Regions from separate parts of the Homo sapiens genome. Here region 2 is linked to region 1. A link is a contact called in ENCODE Hi-C or POLR2A ChIA-PET data. All regions are on one chromosome and are shown on one strand. Each heading gives the region's core, a stretch centred on a gene start or an enhancer-like site at or near the end of the contact. The rest is flanking DNA. Distances are from core to core; before and after follow the strand shown. Region 1 overlaps PPFIBP2 (PPFIB scaffold protein 2). Region 2 has its middle 7.7 kb from the start of SYT9-AS1.

Evidence for each region. A loop is a pair of places that touch in the nucleus more often than their neighbours do. ChIA-PET counts read pairs that join two places held with the same protein, here RNA polymerase II (POLR2A). Pooled maps may share reads with other maps.
Region 2: a pooled map shows a loop between it and region 1 (1.8-fold over the local background). The contact joins two enhancer-like sites. A Hi-C loop is called at or near these places in 2 of 168 maps with a recorded cell type or tissue (B cell and Caco-2) and 2 of 50 pooled maps. POLR2A ChIA-PET finds 5 or more read pairs at or near these places in 3 of 52 experiments (BJ, GM12878 and activated B cell).

Annotation. Positions count from the first base shown.
Region 1 is chr11:7,529,487-7,536,986 of GRCh38, reverse strand. The region is part of intron 1 of PPFIBP2 (PPFIB scaffold protein 2); the gene reads right to left. All of the region lies in intron 1 of LOC124902806 (leucine-rich repeat extensin-like protein 5), which reads left to right. Among named protein-coding and RNA genes, the nearest start is that of PPFIBP2, 19 kb to the right of the region's middle. RefSeq lists an enhancer at 5,683-5,852. Within about 2 kb of position 3,237, at least 4 of the 41 ENCODE cell types and tissues checked have a DNase peak (open chromatin) inside an H3K27ac peak, as active enhancers do; they include B cell and GM12878, where a contact is called at or near this core.
Region 2 is chr11:7,469,761-7,477,260 of GRCh38, reverse strand. No RefSeq gene overlaps it. Among named protein-coding and RNA genes, the nearest start is that of SYT9-AS1, 7.7 kb to the right of the region's middle. RefSeq lists an enhancer at 3,214-3,443. Within about 2 kb of position 3,345, at least 2 of the 41 ENCODE cell types and tissues checked have a DNase peak (open chromatin) inside an H3K27ac peak, as active enhancers do; they include B cell and GM12878, where a contact is called at or near this core.

The sequences.
Region 1 (7,500 bases), core at 1,988-4,487:
CAGCCTGTCCCTTCTACCTGCCCACTTCAGGTCCCCACCTATTCCCTCCCTTCCCACACTTCCTTGACTCCATTTCCTCTTTCACCATAGCCCTATTCTGGACAACGTGGAGGCTCTCTCCCTGGCTCTGTTCATCAGAGTGTAGAGTCCTCACCTCTCTCCAGCTTGAACGTGCTCCTCAGCTCATTCTACCTCTCTGGTCACAACTTACGCTCACTCTCCCTCTGCCTGGGGAACCAGGTTCACATGTCTCTTCTTCCTTCTGCTCCCGGGATGCTACACAACACATACGGCTCCATCAGACATTCATGCGCCTGGGATCTCTAATCTCATGTTTCTTCGTGTCAGACTCCCTCTGCAAACTACCATGCATCTTTCTTTAATGAGAAACAAAACCACTTGATTCCCCTTCTCTCATCTCTTACCCTCTCTTCACATGCTGTCTAAGAGTTGCCCCTCCTCCCTGTGACCCCTAATCTTCGATCATCACTGAGATCCAACCTCTCAATTATTCCCCCTCCAAACTGAATCTGCACTCTCTCCCTCTTCTGCTCCTTCCTCTGCTATTCTAGAACATGTCCTTTGACCCTGCACCCTACTGTTATTATTCCATGTTTCCCCTTTGCCTCAGAGCCCCACTGCCTACCTCCCGTGCTCTCTGACACCCCCAGTGGTGGGACGTCACTCATCCGTGTGCACCCGTGCCATGCTCTCATCCAGCCAGCCGCTTGTGTTCCCATTTCCTTAAGAGGCGGTCTAGGGTGGGGTTAAAAGCCCAGGCTGGGGTTGGACTGCCTCGGTGACAGCCCTGATTCAGAAACTATATGTCCCAGGGCAAGACACTTAACCTCTGTGCCTCGGGTTTCTCATCTTTAAGATGAGGATAATAATAAAACTGCCTACCTGAAAGGGTGGTTGTGAAGGTTAAATGTTAACAGAGTAAAGCGCTTAGACTCGCCATCAGTCAGCGTTTGCTCTAGTGCCTTCTTTGGCATCTCATCAGTGGTGACACTCTCCTCCTCTGGCATTTGGGAGAAGCGCTCTCCGGGTCCCTCATTGAACTATGCAGCCTGCATTCACCTGTCATGCTTCCCCACCCTACTCCCCTCCCGTGTGAGCCACCAGGTCTCTGTGGTCTCCCCTTGCAGGGATGCTCTTCTCCATCTCATCCTTTCCACTCCTACTGCCCAGACTGTGTTCAGGTATTCAGAACCAGGGCACTGGAGAACCTCCTCTCACCTGAGTAACACCTGGCCTCTCCCACAGCAGTCTGAACGCATGAGCTGGCATCCAAATTGGAGCCGGCCCGAAAATGTCCTGTTCTCATGATGGTAGTTATAATGGCTGCCATTTATTAAACACTCACTTCTACACTGAGCTAAGTTCTTATGTTTATCTCATATCTCAATATTTATAACTATTATTATCCCGATTCTACAGATAAGGAAACTGAAGCTTGGAGAGGTTAAGTGACTTGGTCAAATCACACATCCAGGAAGCAGTAAAGATAAGATTTGAATTCAGGCAGTCCAACTCCAAGGTTATGTTCCTAACCACTACGCTGGACGCACTTCCTCACTGAGCCTGACCTGCTCCTGGGTTCCTGATACCCCAGCCGCAAGAGAGCATCCTTATGCCACTGTGCCTTTGTCATGCTGTTTCCTCAACTAAAGGCCCCTTCCCCAATCTCTGTCCATCAAAACTAATTTTTCAATGCTCAGGCAAGTTTTCTCTATGACAGCATCCCCACCCCTGCCTGTTGAAATGAATCTTGGCTGAGACATGGGCTCCCACCTCCATTTAGTTTCTGCTTCATGTTGTCATGGGCAAGACCCAATGGGAGGATACTAACTTCCTCTCTTTCCAGGATTTCCTCCCCTGGGAAACAGCTCAGTATCTGATGGTGGAAATGAAAGAAGGAACTGAGCATGTGCAGCTCAGCCCATCCTCCCCTCTCCCTAGAGCCACCTTGGCAAAGGAAGTGGCCTGCACCAGAAAGAGCCTATGAGGTCCCATCAGGGCCTGTAGTGATGCACCTGCAATGCACATGGTGCCTTCTATTTGAGAGCATGGCTCCCCAGCAACCTGCGGATGATGCTGTAATTCATTTTGCCAGGTGGGGTAAGGCCAGGAAGGCGGTCTGGGAAAGCAGGCATTTGCGTTGTGGCCACTGCACAATGCCTGCCAGAGTAAATTAAATTGGTGTCTGGCTTATGGACCAGCCTTGTCAGGTTGGTCAGTGTGAATTAAGCTCTGGGCAACAAGCCCCTCCCAGTGAATGGATAAGGGTGTCTGACCTGTGGTAGTCCTTACCTCCATTCTCTCCCCTGTCCACACCACACCTGCCCCCACAGCAGACAGAGAGCCTCATGCCCCTGACAGGACCCGGTTGGCAATGTGCCTCCTCAGCCCCAGAACTTACCCTTCAAGGGAAGCTACCCTCATTTTCCTTCTTACAGCAAAGAACACACATGCATACACACAATTTACCTCCAGGGAGGAACAAATGGACGTGAAATTATTTCATTGCCTCAACCAGATCATAAACAGATTCAGAGAAATGCTTCAAATGCAACCTCAAAGTGAATATTTCCAAAAAGCTTCATCTCAAAAATTGCCCCCCTAAAAAATAATACAAGCAAGAGGTTAAGCTAAATGATGGGTAAGAGGATGCATTTTACTATTTCTATTTCTGTGTACATTTGAATTCTTTTTATAGTAACAGGCTAACACAAAAAACCAAACCACCACCTGGGGATGTGGACTTTTCAGGGCAGGGGGCAGAGAATTCTACTTTCCCTTCCAGCAGAACTGAGATTTGAACCTAAGTTCCTGATGACTCATTTGGTGCTCTTTCTACAGTGCCATTCAAACTCCCTGAATAGGTCCTAACATTCCACCAAACTCTCCTTACCTCTCACCTCACCACAGTTTAGAACCTCATCATCTCTCAGCCAGATTGCAAAAGCTGCTTCCTCTGGGCTTTCTACCTCTAGCCAACTTCCCTGCAATCTGTCTTTCTTTCCCTGTGCAGGCAAGACATGTTCCATGGAGCTCATGACATGCTCCTCTGCTCTCAAACATTCCTCGGCTTCACAGTGCTTTCAGGAGAGAAGCTGCATTTTGCAGCTCTGCCAAAGTCCTCTAATACAGTTAACCTTCCCCGCTATAGTCCTCACCACTCTGAGTTCCAGCTTCACTGGACCACGTCCTACCCTCGCATACAGAAATACCCCATTTTCTGTACTTCCTCTACGTGGGTGCTTTTCTCCATCTCTACTTTCAAATCCCACCCATGCTAAGGCCTTATCCAAATGACCACTGCCAGAAAACCTTTCCTAACACCATTACCCCTCATCCCTGAAGGTGCTGGATGCCTCAGCTCTGCTCCTGTCATATCTGGTACACACCTTTATCGTCAGAGCTGTCTATATTATTTATGAAGATGATAATAATTTGTATTATTTCTCAATGTGTCTGCCTCCCTGTCTAGATTAACTGCTAGAGAGCAAGGAGTATGCTCCATTCACCTTTCTATCCTCAGAGCCCAGCAAAGAACCTGGCACAGGACCTTCAGTAAATGTTTGTTGACACAAAATGTTAAGTGTTTGTGTACCTGAGTGGAAAGTGAAGGGAGGCTGGGCATGTAACCTTGGCCAGCACTCTGAAAGAAGGATTGGGGGCTATCCATGACAGCCTCTCTCATCGAACTTTCTCCACACCTGGGGTCCCTTCTCTCTTACAGCCAGATATTCAGAGGTGAAAGCGTCTCTACCATAAGGGGAACTTACGCTTGGGCCTGGCATGAGTGAGAGACATAACTGATGGATGCAATTGTATTCCTGAAGGACCAATGAGAAAAAAGGATGTCACTTCCCCTAATAGATAATAAAACCAGGCACTTCTCCCTATTCCATTATTTTAGAATGCTAAGCAACAACAACAAAAAAAAACAGATATGAATTGGTAAGTTTTCTCTATTAGCTGGAGCGTGCGTAACTTTTGCCTATAGCCAACTCCCTCCTACGAGCCTCCCTGGCTGCCTGCTGAGGAATAGGCCCCAGAATTTGGCAGGCTGGAGGTAAACACTAATTGAATTAATCAAAATGTATTCTGTAATTTGAGCCTTCATTTCAACATTTGTTGAACAGTTTAATTTTGATTCAATGCAATGCTTTTCCCCTTGCAATAAAAAAAGTTAAGTCAGTAGAAGACCAAAGAATTTCTTTAAAGACAGGCCTGTGTGCACTGTCAACAACAGCCTGGCCTCTGCCTCCATCAGAGGAGAAGGAGGCTTCCCCCGAAGGCCTGGGCTGGAGGGTATTAGCAGCTCTGTGTTCACTGGAGTTCCGAGGGCCACACGGGAGCCAGATGAAGACACTGCACAGAAACTACTGCTGCCAGAGAGCCTGACTACAAGTAAACAGCTCGGCCTGGAGCTGAGCCTTTGGACGAGGCCAGTCAGGCTTCCTCCACTAGCTAGCTGGGTCCACCATCCTCTCCTGGTCCCAAGGTTGGCAGGATCAGTAGTAAGTGCCTCTCCATGCTTCACCATGACACTGAGCCTTGTTCAATGAGGATTTTGGAAACACCCTGTTATGAGCTGAATTGTACCCACACCCTCAAAATTCTTATGTTGAAGTCCTAACCCCCAGTACCTCAGAATGTGACTATATTTGGAAATAAGGTCTTGAAAGAGGTAATTACATTCCAATGAGATAATTAGGGTGGGCCCTAATCCAATAGGTGGTGTACTTAAAAGCAGAGCAGATTAGGACACATGGGTACAGAGGAAAGACCATGTGAAGACAAAGGGAGAAGACAGCCATCTAAAAGTCAAGGAGAGGCTGGGCATGGTGGCTAATGCCTATAATCCCAGCACTTTGGGAGGCCGAGGTGAGTGGATCACTTGAGGCCAAGAGTTCAAGACCAGCCTGGACAACATGGTGAAACCCCATCTCTACTAAAAACACACACACAAAAACTAGCCAAGTGTGGTAGTACATGCCTATAATCCCAGCTCCTCAGGAGGTTGAAGCAGGAGATTCACTTGAACCCAGGAGGTGGAGGATGCTGTGAGCCAAGATCGTGCCACTGCGCTCCAGCATGGGCAACACAGTGAGACTCCATCTCCAAAAAGAAAAAAAAAATTAATAAAAAATAAATAAAAGTCAAGGAGAGGCCCCAAAAGAAACCAACCCTGCCAACACCCTGATCTTAGAGTTCTGGCCTCCATAATTGTGAGAAAATAAATTTCTGTTGTGTAAGCCCCCCAGTACTTTGTTATGGCAGCCCAAGCAAACTAACACACACCCCCATTTGATCCTACACACGCAGCTGGGAAAGTTATGGGAAGAAGGCAGCCTCCTCTCCAGGGCTGTCGGCCTCTATCCTGACCCACTGGTGTTCCCCTTCCCTCTTAATCCAGGAGAGACTTTCTTCACATCCTCAGACCTTAAACCACATCAAGGTAAGCACAGTTCCCAATATTCCTTTATCTGTATTCTTTGTAAGTCAGCTCTAAGTCGAATCCCACCTCTGGACCGAGACCATTTAGTGAGGCCAGATTTTAGGATGCTACAAAGAGGAAACCCTAAGATCCTGCAGCCTGACCAGATGTCAAGCTGCATTCAAGGGCCAAGAGCCCTGGGCCCAGCTATCTTCAACTCAGTTCAAAAGCTCCAGCATGTGGGGAGGCAGGGGAAGGGTTGGTCCCTAACCTTGGCTTGCCAGTCACAAGATATTTGCCACTTGGATCACTTCCCTCCCCTAAGAGTTCAGAGGCCAGAAAGTGGTTTAGGGACTTTCCCAAGAAAAGTGATCTAGGAATCCCCCACTTGCACAAGTGTTCCTGCAGGCCAAAGACAGGCCTGCTGGAGAATGACACTGTACTAGGTAGCCCCTTCCCTGCAGGCCCAAGTGGTTTTGCTCCTGGAAGTTTGTTAGCTGGACTCCAGGGGAGTGGGAAGGTCTAATGATCTCCTGGGACCTCTCTCCCATCTTTCTCAGCTCTTCCTTTCCATAAAGCAGAGTCTTTATTCCCCTATAGAAGATACCCAAACAGTTCCTCAGAATCAAAGGAAAAAGTGAAAATTACAGAGGTCTATGTGACTCCAAATGGCCACAGAAGGGGTAGTATAGACGCTGGGTCCCCATACCCCCAGCCTCAAGCCTTCTGAGGCTCCTTTCTTCCCAAGTGAGGTGCTTCTTCCCCTGAAGAAAGAGAGGAGCAGCATGCAGCAGAAAGAGCCCAAGCTTTGTCTTAGTCTGTCCAGGCTGTTTTAACAAAATTACCATAAATTGGGAAGGTAGCTCACAAACAATGGAAATGTATTTCTCACAGCTATGGAGGCTGGGAAGCCCAGGATCAAGGCACCAGCAGAGTCAGTGTCTGGAGCAGGATTGCTTCTTGGTTCACAGATGGTGCCTTCCAGCTATGTCCTCACATGGTGGAAGAAACCAGCTAGTTCTCTGGGGCCTCTTTATAAAGGAACCAATCTCAAGCATGAGGGCTCCACTCTCATGACCTAATCACCTCCCAAGGCCCCACCTCCTAATACCATCACTTTGGGGATTATATTGCAACATATGAATTTTTAGGAGACATAAACATTCAGACCATAGCAAAGTCAGACAGATTTGGGCTTAAATCCTTGCTCCACTACTTATGAGCTGGATTCGTTTTTTGCCTTGGGTAATATGGACATTAACCTCTCAGGTTACTATGTAATGGATATAATATCTGCCTTACACAGGGTTAGTCAGAGGGTTAAGAAAGAGGACAGAATAAACTACCCACCTCAGTGCCTGGCCCAGTAAGTATGTAACACTCTGCCTCTCCACATCAGAGAACATGTTCCCAACTGTACTATTCCAGAAGATGGATTTGGCCAAGACCCTTCATCAGGGCCTAAATGTTGGGATCAGGGTTAAAAAAACAACAACCATGATGTTGAGTTCCTTTGAGAAGTTGCCAAATCTCTTGCAGGTAGCCCCCAAAGTGGCAGACCCTGGGATACAGCAGCTCAAACAGCACACATGCTCCAGGTTTTCTGCGTCTCTCTAGCAGTACCTGACAAAACAGGGCAAGGTTAGGGCCACAGGGCCTTCCAGAGCTGAAGGTTTCCTAGGGATCACACGGCCACTCTTACAGCCCCTCGGTTCCTTCCTCAGCCATTCCACGAGGGTCACAAGGTGACCTGCTTAGGAACAGTGAACAGGCCGAGTTATGAGGCTCAGGGGCCATCCCAGGGGCAGGTACCTGACAGAGAAGACACCGCTGGGGAAATGGATTTTGGGAGGCCTCAAACATGGAGGCTAAAGCTGAACTGGGCTCTGTAGGGTTAGGGAGGGGAAGGGCCAAGTCTTGACCACGTTCATGGCTGGCTGGCTTTGTCCTCGGTGCAGCAGTCCCTGGCTCCATGCACTGGCATCAAGAGAGCCCATAATAACTCTAGAGATGGCCTTGAGAGAAGATGGCTGAGCCGTACTGGTATCTGA
Region 2 (7,500 bases), core at 2,096-4,595, 60 kb after region 1:
TGCTGGCAGATTTGGTGAGGACCTTTGTCCTGGCTTTCAGATGGCAGACTTCTGACTATATTCTCACATGGTGGAGAGAGAGGGGGTTCTAGTCTATTCTGCTTCCTATGATTTGACATAAGTGAGAAGTTCCCCAAAATGCAACCTTTTCCCCCATTCCCTCTTCCTCCTCCTCCTTCCTCCTCCTCCAATCTCTTCTTCCTCTTCTCCTTCTCCTTCCTCCTCCTCCTCCTCTTCCCTCCTTCTTCTTCTTCCTTCTTCTTCAATGTGGAGCCTCACTATGTTGCCCAGGTTTGAATGCAGTGGCTCCTCCCAAGTGCTGTTATAGCACACTGCAGCCTTGAACTCGTGGGCTCAAGCAATCCTCCCACCTCAACCTCCAGGAGTAGCCAGGACAACAGGCATCTGCTACTGCACCTAGCCATTCACCTCTTCTTACCCTTTTTGCTCACTCTTAGCCTCAGTCTACTCAGAGCACAGTCTAGTCTTCTCAGTTCTGAACATTCTCCCTCAACTCCCTATGCTTTACTGGAAATGCCCTGTGGTCCGAAATCTCTCAGTGATTAGCAGTGGTGCATTCTCTGCCTGAAGTGAAGAGCCTGGTCCTGCCTTCCCACAGCCCCCAGGATGGGACAGCTGCCTGCCCCACATGCACTTGGTGGAATGGCCTCACTCTGCTCTTTAAAATAACCATGTGCGCCGGGGTCCCTAGAATGCTCACACCTCTCACTGTGATCATTCTGGTTTGGCTTTTGAACTCACTTGGGAAGTTTCCTATGAACTTATTCTCCCTGGAGGCTGAGTATCTGGTCCTAACTGGCACTAGCCAAATGCTGGGTATGCCAGGTGTGGCTGGGTGGGCTCAGGTGGCCTACTCTGAGTCTCTGTTTCTTCAGCACCTGGTAACCATATCTCTGCCAAGGGCTTCTGAAATCTTGTTTACATCCACACAGCTTGGGGAGGCCCTGGGAGTGAATAGTGGGAAGGTTACAGGGAAGGGGACTGATTGATTACTGAGAGCTGCTGATGGGGGTGGGATGTGGATTAGTGAATCCAGAGGTATGGAAGGTGTGGCTGCAGCTGGAGAAGGCTTGCTGGCCAGGAAATGATGTCATGTTGCTTGATGGTCACCTGGCTTCTTCCCTGCAGGTGAAGGGAAGTACACCCCAGGGCCAGGGCTGGCTGGCATGGGTGGGAAGGCTGGGTCTTCTCTGGGCTCTGTGTCTCCCCAGGATAGGACATACCCTTGGTCTGTGCTGCACAGGTTCCCAAGTTAGGTCTCTGGGGTTCTATAAACATTTTTTTTCTGGTGGGAACGGAGCCCTAGGACATAAAGCTGAGGGGTTACCTGCTGTTCCCAGAGAGTTCCTCCTTGGGTGATTTTTGTTCAGTGTCCTAGATCCAATATTGGGTCAATGTTTGTGCAAACTATTGGTTTCAGAGCCTTTAGCTACTAAAGGCCAGAGGCTTTTCAGGTAGTCATCTGACTATGACCAAGGTACTAGTCCTTTTCCTTTTTAGACTTGAATGAGAACGTATTCCATCTAGAAAAAGTACTGCCCACAAACCTTCTCCCTTCTCCCCTCCTCACCCAATAAGTCTGATTGATATTCTTGCTAAATGGATAATGGAATGGGTAGTTTGATTTTCAAAAACATAGGCTGAGATACAAGCATGATGGTTCTTGCAGTCAATAGAGCGTCAGGGCCCTGGAAATCCACGTCTCAGTCTGGTGCACACACAGGCCTGGTGGGTGGACAGCACTGGCTTGTGTGAGCCATGCAGTGTGGAGAAGGAAGGTTTTTGCTTTTGATACTCCAGACACCTCTGTCTTGATGTTCTCAGAAGCACAGAGTGGCATGAACTGGGGACAGAGGCATGAGCTTCCTAGGATGAAGATTTCTATCACTGCCCTAGGGGAGGGATCACAGGTTGGTTCTTAAAGAAGTAGGCTAGGGCAGGAGGGGCCCAGCACCCTCCCTGTGGGTCCCAGTTTCCTGCCCCAAATGTGAACCAACCACACAGATTGTCTTTCTGTCTTTTCTTCATCTAATACCTGCTTCTCTGTGCACAAGCTCCCCATCCAGGAGGCTCTCCTTTCTGCTGCCCTCCTCTCATCCATCTGGCTTACCTGTAGGACTGTGGTGAACTCTTTAGGGTATATTGAAAGAACTTATTTTGGTATTTAACTCAAAATGGAATTTCCTCTGTTTAGTGGGCCAGTTGTCATTTTATAATCCATGCTAGACATCACTGGTCATTACAAGGGCTTTCAGGACAATCTCAAAGTCAAATTCCTTTCCATTTATTAAAAATGAAAACCCATTGAAGGGGAAACTAAGAAACAATGGAGGGGGTAAAGAGACGGCTGATGTCTGTGGAAATCACCAAAACCTACCCTCCAGAGTTAGCCTGTGCTTGGATTTCTGGCAGCGTGTGTCTAGGATTGCATAGATCCCACCCCAGGTGCCCGGTTTCCTCAGTGCTGGGCACAAGCAGTTCCCTAGATTCACAGACACACAGACACCAGAGGTGGAAGAGCATAGAACATAGTAGGCCAACCCTTCCTCATGTGAGAAGAAACTGTGACCAGCAGGGGTGGTTTCAGCCTCAGCGGCAGGAGCAGAGCTCTGGGACCCAGCCCCAGCTCATGGCTCTGTCCACCACACTATGATGCATCTTGGTCTTGCCCAGTGTTCCTCAGGCTAGCAATCAGTTGCAAACACTGCAGGTGAAGGACAACTTTTCAATAGAAATGGAAGCCTTATTAAACATTAATGCTGTGGTCTTGGACATGATCCTTTCTTGACCCACATATGATGGGCCTGGAAAGGTGGGGTCACCTCTACTGACACTTTCCTGGCTGCAGACTGGGTTATGGAGGTGAGTGTCATCCATCCTCACATTGGATAAATTGATGGAGGAGCTGCCATGACTGAGGGTCACAGGTATCAAAGGAGACAGGAGGCTTCTCAGAAGACTAAACTACTGTGTTAGGTAGGCAGGTGCCTTATCTCTGGCATTCCCATGCAGCAACTTCTGTAAGAGTCAGAGAGCTTCTTTCTATAAAGGGATGCACAAAGTCAAGTCTCCCAGCTGTGGTAGGACCATGCTCCCCTCAGCCACTTTCAGGAAGGACATGGAGCCCTGCACCAGCCTCTTTGCAGCTGTTCCTGCACAATAATTGCATTTGTGCTTGTGTGTGTATATGTGTACAGTGGCCTAGAAATGCCAAGCACCATTATGTAAAAACCAGTGATGGGCTGGGCCAAGGCAGGAAGTTCTAGGCAGGGGTTTCCCATGGTCATGCTGTGTCTGAGTCCTTTGGGGATTGCCAAAGTCCTCTTAAGCCCAGAAGGGTAGAAGCCAAGTATAGTCACAGGTGCAGTGCTGTTTATCCCTCAGATATGGCCGTGACCTGGCTGCACCAGGGGCTGACAAGTGTCTGGCAGGATCCCTGACAGCAGAGAGTGTCTAGGAAGGTGAGGCCTGGAAATCACAGGATTGGTCAGTGGCAGAGCAGGTCCTCAGCCCCACCTCAGGAAAAGGCTGTCTCCAACCTGCACTGTGCTTGGTGGTAACTGGGTGGAGTTCCCTTTGTACTTTCTAGGAGCCAGCTGGTCTCCACCACTATGTCCAACTACCAGAATAGGGCAAATAATTTAGGATTAGAACCCAAAGAAGTGAGATCATGCACTAGAATAATTTCAAGTAGTGAGTAAAAGTTTAATCTTCCTTCCCAGTCATTAACCCCTGTATAATTACAGCTTCAAGACTGAAAGCTACCTTTCCCAAACTAGTGATTTTTCCTTGTTCCCTGGAGTCAAAGAAGGTCATAAGTTGAAGGTAGGTGGGGGAATCTTTCCTAATTTATATAAACACTTCTACAAGGACCTGCCGTCTTTATATAAACATCAGAAGACTTGAGGACCATGCTGGGGTCTTTTCTTTTCAAAGCCAGAAAAGGCCCACTGAGGGGCAATGGGTCCCACTGAGGCTTCACACATAGAAGTAGTCCTTTAGGAGGGATAATTGGTACCAGCAGAGAAGGGTACTGCTATAAAGGTAAAACTTGTTTCTGGAAGGTTTACTTACCAGTTGTTTATAGAGTTCATAAGCTCATCTCTAGAGCCCTGAATACAAATGTCTTCAGGTATTTGAAGAAAGGATTTCATTAGTCTTTGAGCTTTGAATTAGGCAAATTTTAAAAACTGCCTTTCTTTGATAAATTTAAATCTAAATCCAAGATCAAGCCTCTGGATACAGCTGCTGTGCAAAAGGAATTTTATCTAAATTGTGTGAATGTCTTGAAGATGATGTTCACTTGGTAGAAAAAAAAACTATCAATATTCCTATGTCAAATGGTTTTGAAATAACTTTAATTCAATGAATAAATTATTGGAATAATAGCTATAATAAATCTAGTATTGAGCCAAAAAATTAATTTTTCTATTATCTTTAATGTTTAAAATCACAAATTCAATTTTCAAAAAATAAAGAAAATGGATAAAAGCAATACCATCCATGTGCTATAAACTATAATATGCAATATTATCATCAATCCATTTCATATTGATATATATACTTTTTAAATTGTCTGGCAATGGTCATCCAGCTTTCACAGAGTAATCTATCTTAAGATATAGTTTAGGGAGGCAAAATCAATGACTCAAGAGGACAGAATCTGTGGCCCAGGTCCTTTTGACTTATTCTTTCCTTTCTACCAGGAGGAGGTGTCATGAGAACCACTAGCTGTTGTGAAAGTTTGGCATTAGCCTATGGATGAGCTGGGAGACCCTAATGACAGAGGCTTAGTCAAAATTTCTGGACTTCAGGGCTGGCTCCTGATCCTCTGAGGCCTTGTGGGCCATCTTTAATCTTTGTTGTTAATCCTTCCCAGGCCCAGAGCTCCTGGACACAAGTGGGAAGACACCAGGGAGTGAGGTGACAGAGGTGATCACGCAGCTAGTTGAATTTTGCAGCCCATATGCCCAGGGATCCCAGCAGCAAGTGACAAGTCTTTTGAGTGGAAGAAGGAAGTGGGTTCCTGCCATAGTCCTTGGGAGAAGCTTGATCTGTTCTCTTGGGAGACTGAGCAAAGAGAGCTTTATATCAGGGACACTGGAAGCAGGTCTGTGGCACTGCTCAGAGCTTGCTCCTTCCTTCCTTCCTTCCTTCCTTCCTTCCTTCCTTCCTTCCTTCCTTCCTTCCTTCCTTCCCTTCCTTCCCTTCCTTCCCTTCCTTCCCTTCCTCCCTCCCTCTTTTTCTTTCTTTCTCTATCTCTTTCTCTCTCTCTTGCTTGCTTGCTCACTCGCTTTTTCTTCCTCCAAAAGAACAGAGACTATTTTTGCCTCACATTCATCCTGGGCTTAGGGATGAAGACCAGGGCTCTCTCCTGCAGCTCCTAGATTGCCAATGTTCTCTTTTCCCATTTGCCTTGGAAGTTGTCCTGTAAGTCTTCCTTGGGGTACTTTCTTGACTTGTGGGACTTTTTTTCCAATTATTTTCTTTTCCTCAGTTTTCTATTTCACTTCTTCCATGAAGGTCAGCCTATCTTGGAATGCACTTGATAGAAAGTAGAATAGTGGGGCTGGGCGTGGTGGCTCATGCCTGTAATCCCAACACTTGGGAAGGCCAAGGCGGGTGGATCACCTGAGGTCAGGAGTTCGAAGCCAGCCTGGCCAACATGGCAAAACCCTGTCTCTACTAAAAATACACAAAAATTAGCTGGGTGTGGTGGTGGGCGCCTGTAATCCCAGCTATTCAGGAGGCTGAGGCAGGAGAATTGCTTGAACCTGGGAGGCGGAGGTTGCAGTGAGCCGAGATTGTGCCACTGCACTCCAGCCTGAAGTGGAGCGAAAATCCATCTCAAAAAAAAAAAAAAAAAAAAAAGAAAGAAAGAAAGAACGAACAAAGAATAGTGTATGCTATCCCAGAAAGGCCCCATTCATAACATGCCTCTCCTCTTGAAAGCTGATCTCAGAGACATACCAGCATTTCCTGAACATTGCCAAAGGCTTGACTCTGTCTTAGATGATCCCAAAGCAACACCTCTATAGCTGCGGAAGTGTCCACGGTGATTGCCAAAGGATACTGAGGGGTGTCCTTCCTCTTTGGTCCCGAGAGAGGACTGAAGAAGGAAGAGTCAGGAATTCCCATTAGAGAGAAAACCTGAGTCTCAGAGGAGTTTCACTGGCCACTCAGCCTCTGGTTGTGGTCTGTGCCAGCAACCAACTCAGGACTCCTGTGTGAGAGAGATACTCTTTGTAAGGATGTGGAAGGGCACAGTAAGCAACAGGTGAGCCTTCTTCTCTGGGTTGAGTTTGAATGGCAATACCAGAGGCTGGGCACTCCTAAGCTAGACACCCTCAATAGTCCCAGGTGGCTATCAGTGAAGTGGGTGGCCAGGGGCAGCTAAGTGGCCTGCAGAATTATCAGGAGCCACATACAGGCAGTAGACATTGTTTTTGGCTATATTCACATCCATATTAGTGTCCTTTTCTCAGTTCATTAAATTACTTTGCATAAAATTGTTTTCATTGAAAGTTCATAAGCACTGTATCAGTCAGAATCGGTTGCTTTTCTTTAGCTTATACTGTTTAACTGTCCAGTTTAGCTCTTCCCTTCTTCTCTACCCCTTATTACTCATTGCATTCTCCATGTGTGTTGAGCATTCGATGTGCTTTTAAAATGACAGCTACCTAGGAAGCCCTTTAACTCATTAACCTCCCCACTCCCACTCCCATCCCCACTTTCTCCAAAGATGGCCCTGATGAGCCACACCTTCTCGTATTCCATTCTTGTGTAATTTCTTTCCCGTTGAATCTGGGCTGATTCAAGATTATGACTTGCTCTTGACCCTAGTATGTGGCAGAAATGACTCTAGGTTCCTTTAGAACTTACTTAACAGAACCTTGTAGCATCTAGCTGGACCACTTGCAATGCTAGCTCTGGAGGAAGCCAGTCACTTTATCAGAACACTATCTTGAGATGTCCCTGTGGTGAGGAAGCCCGAACTAACCATATGGAGAGACTATGTGGAGAGAGATGTCCAGCCATTCTGCAGCTGTTCCAGTTATCTCAATTCCAGAGCCAGATGTGAGTGAAGAAGCCATTATGGACATCCATCCGAGGCAGGCATTCAGATGATGCCAGCCCCAGATGCCATCTGAGAGCAACCATGAGACTGCAGGGGAGAGCATCAACTAAGCTCAGTCAACTCAGATAATCATGAGAGACAATATATTTCTATTTAAGCCACTATGTTTTGGTGCTTTGTCATGCAGCAGTAAGTCATTGGAATGTCCCCCCTCCCACCCCCCGCATTGCAGGACAGGGTGGCCATGAAAATAGCAAGCCATTTTCCATACCTATCCTTTGTCAGTCTCCCTGACTCAAGTGTAAAATAAATAATTATTTTCTTCTCATCATATGAAATGTAGTTCTACTGATGGCCATGTGAACTAAACAATACCTTTTTTTTTTCTTTTTTAGAGAGAC